Regions from separate parts of the Homo sapiens genome. Here region 2 is linked to region 1. A link is an interaction called in ENCODE POLR2A ChIA-PET data of the cell type or tissue named here. Cell type or tissue: PC-9. All regions are shown on one strand. Each heading gives the region's core, and the rest is flanking DNA. Links, peaks and the distances in the headings are about the cores only.

Region 1 (2,914 bases), core at 262-2,761:
GCACACACCTGTAATCCCAGCTCCTTGGGAGGCTGAGGCAGGAGAATCACTAGAACCCGGGAGGCAGAGGTTGCAGTGAGCTGAGAGCACACTACTGCACTCCAGCATGGGCGACAGAACAAACCTCTGTCTCAAAAAAAAACAAACTTTCTTTCATTTTATTGCTAAATAAATTTTTTTGGTATTAAACTTTTTATTTTAACTATTATTATATAGTAATTTTGATTTTTTAAATTTTATTTATTTATTTATTTTGAGACAGGGTCTCATTCTGTCACCCAGGCTGGAGTGCAGTGGCACGATCTCGGCTCCCTGCAACCTCGGCTTCCCAGCTTCAAGCAATTCTCCTGCCTCAGCCTCTGCAGTACCTGGGATTACAGGCACATGCCACTACGCCCGGCTAATATGATGGCCGATGAATGTATCATCATCCTTAACATCTTAAAAGTTAATGTATTTATTAAATTGAGGTATAATTTATATACCATAAAATTAACCACTTTACTTTGGTTTTGAAAAAGAAGAAATGGATCACGTGATAATCCTCATCCTATAAAAAGATAACCTTTAAGCTGGAAACAGATTTCTGAACATGCCATGTTTGTCTAACTTTCTCTGGCTTCCTGCCCCTTGTTCTTCTGCCTTTGGAGAAAAAAAATCAAATTATTTCTATATTTGGAGAATTGTTCAGTACAAGTTCCTTCTCCATCTGCTTGCACTGATGTTATTAAAAAATGTTCACTCTTTTCTATTGATTTCATATTGGCTCTCTAACATTCTACATAGTATTTTTATTAATTAATTTTTTAAAGATAGGAATACTCATATTTTGCACAAAACACAAAGTGAAATACTGGAAATACTGAGGTAAGTCTCCCTTACCCTCTCTCTTCCAGCAACTCAGTTCCTTTCTGAGGCCAAAATTTTCTCAACTTTCTTAGGCATCATTAGAGAGCTATCCTATTAATTTACAAATATATACATATACCAATGTATACAAATATATGTATATAAACATATACAGAAGTATACAAATATATGTGTATATGTGCATACAAAATATAGATAGGTGCATAATAAAATAAATGCATATACATACATACACATATACCTTTTCCCACACACAAATAGGGGCATATTCTACCAAATGTTCTATGCTTTACTTTTTTCTGTTAATAATAACCCTATTCTTGGGATTCTTTCCAGAAAAGTACATTTATAGGAATCTATTGTGTCCATTTTACTATATTTTAAAAGTATATCATAATTTACTTAAAACCATCCCATTACTGGCCGGGTGCAGTGGCTCACACCTGTAATCCCAGCACTTTGGGAGGCCGAGGCAGGCGAATCACGAGGTCAGCAGTTCCAGACCAGCCTGGCCAACATGGTGAAACCCCGTCTCTACTAAAAATACAAAGATTAGCCAGGCATGGTAGCGGGCGCCTGTAATCCCAGCTACTCCAGAGGCTGAGGCAGGAGAATCACTTGAACCCAGGAGGCGGAGGGTACAGTGAGCTGAGACCGCGCCATTGTACTGCAGCCTGGGTGACAGAGGGAGACTCCATCTCAAAAAAAAAAAAAAAAAAAAATCCCATTACTGTTATGTACATTGCTTCCAAACTCTGCCCTTACAATGTCTTTTTTCTTTTTTTCTTTTGAGATAGAGTCTAAGTCTGTCGCCCAGGCTAGAGGGCAAAGGTATGAGCTCAGCTCACTGCAATTTCCACCTCCCAGGTTGAAGCGATTCTCTTGCCTCACTCTCCTGAATAGCTGGGATTACAGGTATGTGCCACCACGCCCGACTAATTTTTGTATTTTTAGCAGAGACGAGGTTTCACCATGTTGCCCAGGCTGGTCTGGAACTTCTGACCTCAAGTGATCTGCCCACCTCGGCCTCCCAAAGTGCTGAAATTACAGGTTTGTGCCACTACGCCTGGCCTGCTGCCCTTATAATGAATACGCAATTTTATTTAAACCATTTCACACATGTGAAACCAACTCTGTAGGACAATTGCTTATAAGCGGAATTTTTGATCAAAAAGTATGTACGTTTCTGCTTTTGAAGGGTATTGCCAAATTATCCTTCAGGGAAATTGCATCAATGTGCACTCTGTTAGCAATGGAGCACAAAGTTTCTACATAGTCTATGTATACGTAGTAACTATTATAACATAGTTTCAGACTAATTAATAATAAATATTCAATGATTAATATCAGGAAATTAGCATTAATGGTTTCTCAATCTTTATTTTCACAACATTAACATTTTTGAAGAGTGTTGGCCAGTTATGTCAAAGAATAGCCTTCAATTTGGGCCTGTTTTTTTCTGTAAAACAAAGAACCAGAGGGGGCGGGGCAGCATAAAAAAACAAAACAAAGAAACAAAAAAACAACAAACAGCCAACTGCAGGTGGGAGGCGGTGGCTCATGCCTGTAATCCCAGCACTTTGGGAGGCCGAGGCGGGCGGATCACCTGAGGTTGGGAGGTTGAGACCAGCCTGACCAACATGGAGAAACCCTGTCTCTACTAAAATGCAAAATTAGCTGGGCGTGGCAGCACATGCCTGTAATCCTAACTACTCGGGAGGCCGAGGCAGGAGAATCCCTTGAACCTGGGAGGCAGAGGTTGCAGTGAGCCGAGACTGTGCCACTGCACTCCAGCCTTGGCAACAGAGTGAAATCCGTCTCAAAAAAAAAAAAAAAAAGAGAGAGAGAGAGAAAGAAAGAGACAGTGAACGAGGACAAACAACTGTGCATGTGTATTTCCAGACCATTTTCAATTGGAATAAAAAATCCGACCTTTTCTGAATCCAAAGCCCTTCTTGATAATGAATATTCACTGTCGCCCTCCATATGCAAATAGCAAAGTTATATGATTATATGTATACTATAAAACAAAATGACCCTTCAA
Region 2 (2,914 bases), core at 168-2,667, 590 kb before region 1:
GAATAATGATTGACTGAGGAGGTAATGAATAATTTATGGACACTGCTGGACCTCAGTCTCCTCATCTGAAAGATGAGTGGTTGGAGAAGTTTAATGGTTTTCAAATGCTTTTTTTTTCAGTCTTCAAATAAGTGTTTACGTAGAAGCACCATATCTGAAACAGGTGACAGTGGACCAGTCTGAATGAAATGAGGGTTGGCAGGCCTGAGCTCCAAAACCTTCTGATTGCCCAAGCCCTCCTTGTCTTGCTTGGATTATCTCCACACAAATGGAGAAACTGGACAAGGTGGTCATGGAGGTCCCTGAAAGCTCAAAGACTTTCTCATTCCAGGATTCCCCATGTTCATATGCCAGCATGGCATGGGGGTGCTCTGTAGTCAAGCAGGGTCCTTTGGGGGGCTTAGGGATGGAGCCAGGAAATGGCTCTGGGACTCAGCGGGTGTCCAGAGTCTCATCAGCAGGGTTTCTTTACTTTCACTGAGTGGCTGGTGCCTGCACACTGAGTTTTGCAGGCTTACTCTCACAGAGTGAGCTTCCTGCAGGCCCCCCACTGCAACCCCTTTCCTTCCTGGAGCTGTGTGCTGACTGGTGCGTGAGCACCCCAGGCCCTCTCCCCATGCTGCTGATGGTCAGCTTTCTCTGCACGCTCGTGGTTGCCACAGTCAACGCTGATAAAATTGCTGATGCAGATTGCCTGCCCAGCTGCGAGTGCTGGCACGGGACCAGCAGCCCAGACGGTCACTGGAAGTGGTTGGGCTGATTATTGGCATCATCTCCATTGTCCTACTCGGTTCTTAAAGGCATATGGACTTGCCTCACTCCTACAGCAAATGACGGCATGGGCAAAGAGGGGCAACAGACCCACCCTGAAGACACTCCTCATCTGGTTGACTTGGCAGGGTTAAGGGAAAAAGATGTGATGACTAGGAGCTGAGAGCTTAGTGGTTCTGCCAGAGCTGCAGAGTCTTTGTTGGCCTCAGGGTGGGACCTCTCACATCTCTGTCAGCTTTTCACGGACACCAACCTGTTATGATTCATTTCACCTGTCCTGAGCACTAGCAAGAAAAATTCGCTGTAGCTTGTGATGTATTATTCTGGATTTCTCAACTCATTCATTTGTTCATTCATTCACTATACCATTACTGTCTATTATAAGGGGGGCACAATGGTAGGTGCTGGGAATAAAAACGATGTTTAACGTTTCATGAGGCTTCCCTGTCCTTAAGGAGTCCGCGTGTCTTTGTACCTGTCTGTCTGCTAGATTATTAAGTGACACTGTGAGAAGCTACTGAGAGCAGCATGTGGGACATGCAGAAGGGCAAGAGGCAGGAGAGATGATTCATGTCGGAGGGGCAGGGGAGGACTGACGGAGAGGGTGATGTTTGGCTGAGTCATGAAGGCTAGTGGTATTTTTCCATGCAGAGAAGTGGGAGGAAAGGCATTCTGTGTGGAGGGCACACAGTGTGCAAGGGCAGAGAGGTGTGAGCGAGGGTGGTGAGCTCGGGGCCATGAGTAATGCAAGAGCATGGGGTGTGCAGGATGAGTGGCCAAAGGTGGGGCTAGGAAATAGTGGCTGAGGTCATTATGTGAAGGCTTTGTGCTACTGCTTCAGAGTTGTGGAACGTGATGTTGCAATCTGGGAAAGACGCTGATGGCAAGGGATAGCATCATCAGGTTGTGCTGCCATCCCTGAAAGGCCCAGGCTCAAAGGTTTTGGGTGAAGGAAGCCAGGAGGGTTAGAAAGGGAGGAAGATGCCAGGGCATCTGGTAAAATAAAGCATGTGTCAGGCTTGGAGTTGCATAAGGCAGGTGCCCTGAGCCCATTGATGCAACTTCCAGCTGCTTTGATGGAGCACAGGCTCATTTGGAGAATAGACCTTCTCTGGCCCTTGCCCACCCTGTTCACCTCCCAGGGCCCAGCTTCTCACCTGCTCGCCTTTGGTGTGGCTGGGGGAGGCATAGGCCTCTGGGTAGTGCTGCCGCTCAAATGGGCACTCGAGCGGCTCGAGGTGGTGCTGGCTGAAGGCATCCGTGCGAAGGTGCTTTCGGGGTCCGCTGCTGCTGCTCTGTGAGTCAATGCTTAGTCGGCAGCTATCCTGATCACCTGGTACCCCCCGGGAAGGAAGAAAGCTTTTAGGGGACCTATCTATTCATGCTCTAGGCCAAAGTAGAGGACTGACTCCAAGCTGACTCACTGTGGAGGGAGAAAAAGGGCCAGCCACGTGGGCCCAGGAGCCTTGGCCAACTGAGGGACAGGACATGTGACAGTCACATGCAGAGCCCCTACAAAGTCCCATATCATAAGTGGAAGGGTTTCTGTCCCCATCAAAGCCTGAGCAAACTGCTCTCGTGCACCGCCCGCTGCCCTCCTGTCCCAGCACTCACTGTCATCCATTTTCCTCTTGTCGCTGCCAGGCTGAGCGATGCCCAGGAGCCCATTGATGGAGTAGGTGGAGCCCAGGGAATCCGACTGGGGTGACTCCGGGGGAGTTACAGCTGAGCTGGGGACTGCAGTGGGGGAGAGGGAGAGGGTCAGGGGTGGGAGTGACACCCCTCACAGCCCTGGGTGACTCTGGGGTAGTTACAGTTGAGCTGGGGACTGCAGGGGCTGGGGGAGAGGGAGAGGAGCAAGGGGTGGGACACCCCTTACAGCCCTGGGGTGACTCTGGGGGGACTGCGGTGGTGGGAAGAGGGAGAGGGTCAGGGAGTGAGAGTGACACCCCTCACAGTCCCTGCTGACACTGTGCAGGAGGCAGCAAGCCGAACCATGGACTGAGCCCTGGAGGGGCTCAGGTCCTTCCTCCAGGGGGCCTCCTGGTGGGAGGGATTCTTGGAGTTAGAGCTGTCTCAAGTGTTTGCACCTCTCCATAGTTCAGTGAATCTGCCCTGGGAACAGGCCAGACTTCGTCGCAGT

What was found. ChIA-PET counts read pairs that join two places held together with the same protein. Peaks named below come from ENCODE experiments on the same cell type or tissue, not always from the same donor. Only the 100,000 strongest peaks of a DNase experiment are listed, where the experiment ranks them.
Region 2: POLR2A ChIA-PET joins it to region 1 with 17 read pairs; 1 of 35 experiments calls an interaction of 5 or more read pairs at or near these places.

The regions. Positions count from the first base shown.
Region 1 is chr2:113,832,472-113,835,385 of GRCh38, forward strand. The region is part of intron 3 of ACTR3-AS1 (ACTR3 antisense RNA 1); the gene reads right to left. Among named protein-coding and RNA genes, the nearest start is that of ACTR3, 56 kb to the right of the region's middle. In PC-9, for the core only: no CTCF peak of the experiment used is centred there; a DNase peak (open chromatin) is centred at 1,750.
Region 2 is chr2:113,239,623-113,242,536 of GRCh38, forward strand. PAX8 (paired box 8) reads right to left here. Exons shown (of 12, transcript NM_003466.4): 6 at 2,386-2,508; 7 at 1,929-2,104. The region is part of intron 1 of PAX8-AS1 (PAX8 antisense RNA 1); the gene reads left to right. Among named protein-coding and RNA genes, the nearest start is that of PAX8-AS1, 4.8 kb to the left of the region's middle. RefSeq lists an enhancer at 1,298-2,497. In PC-9, for the core only: no CTCF peak of the experiment used is centred there; DNase peaks (open chromatin) are centred at 979 and 1,499; H3K4me3 peaks cover 634 bases; H3K27ac peaks cover 2,500 bases.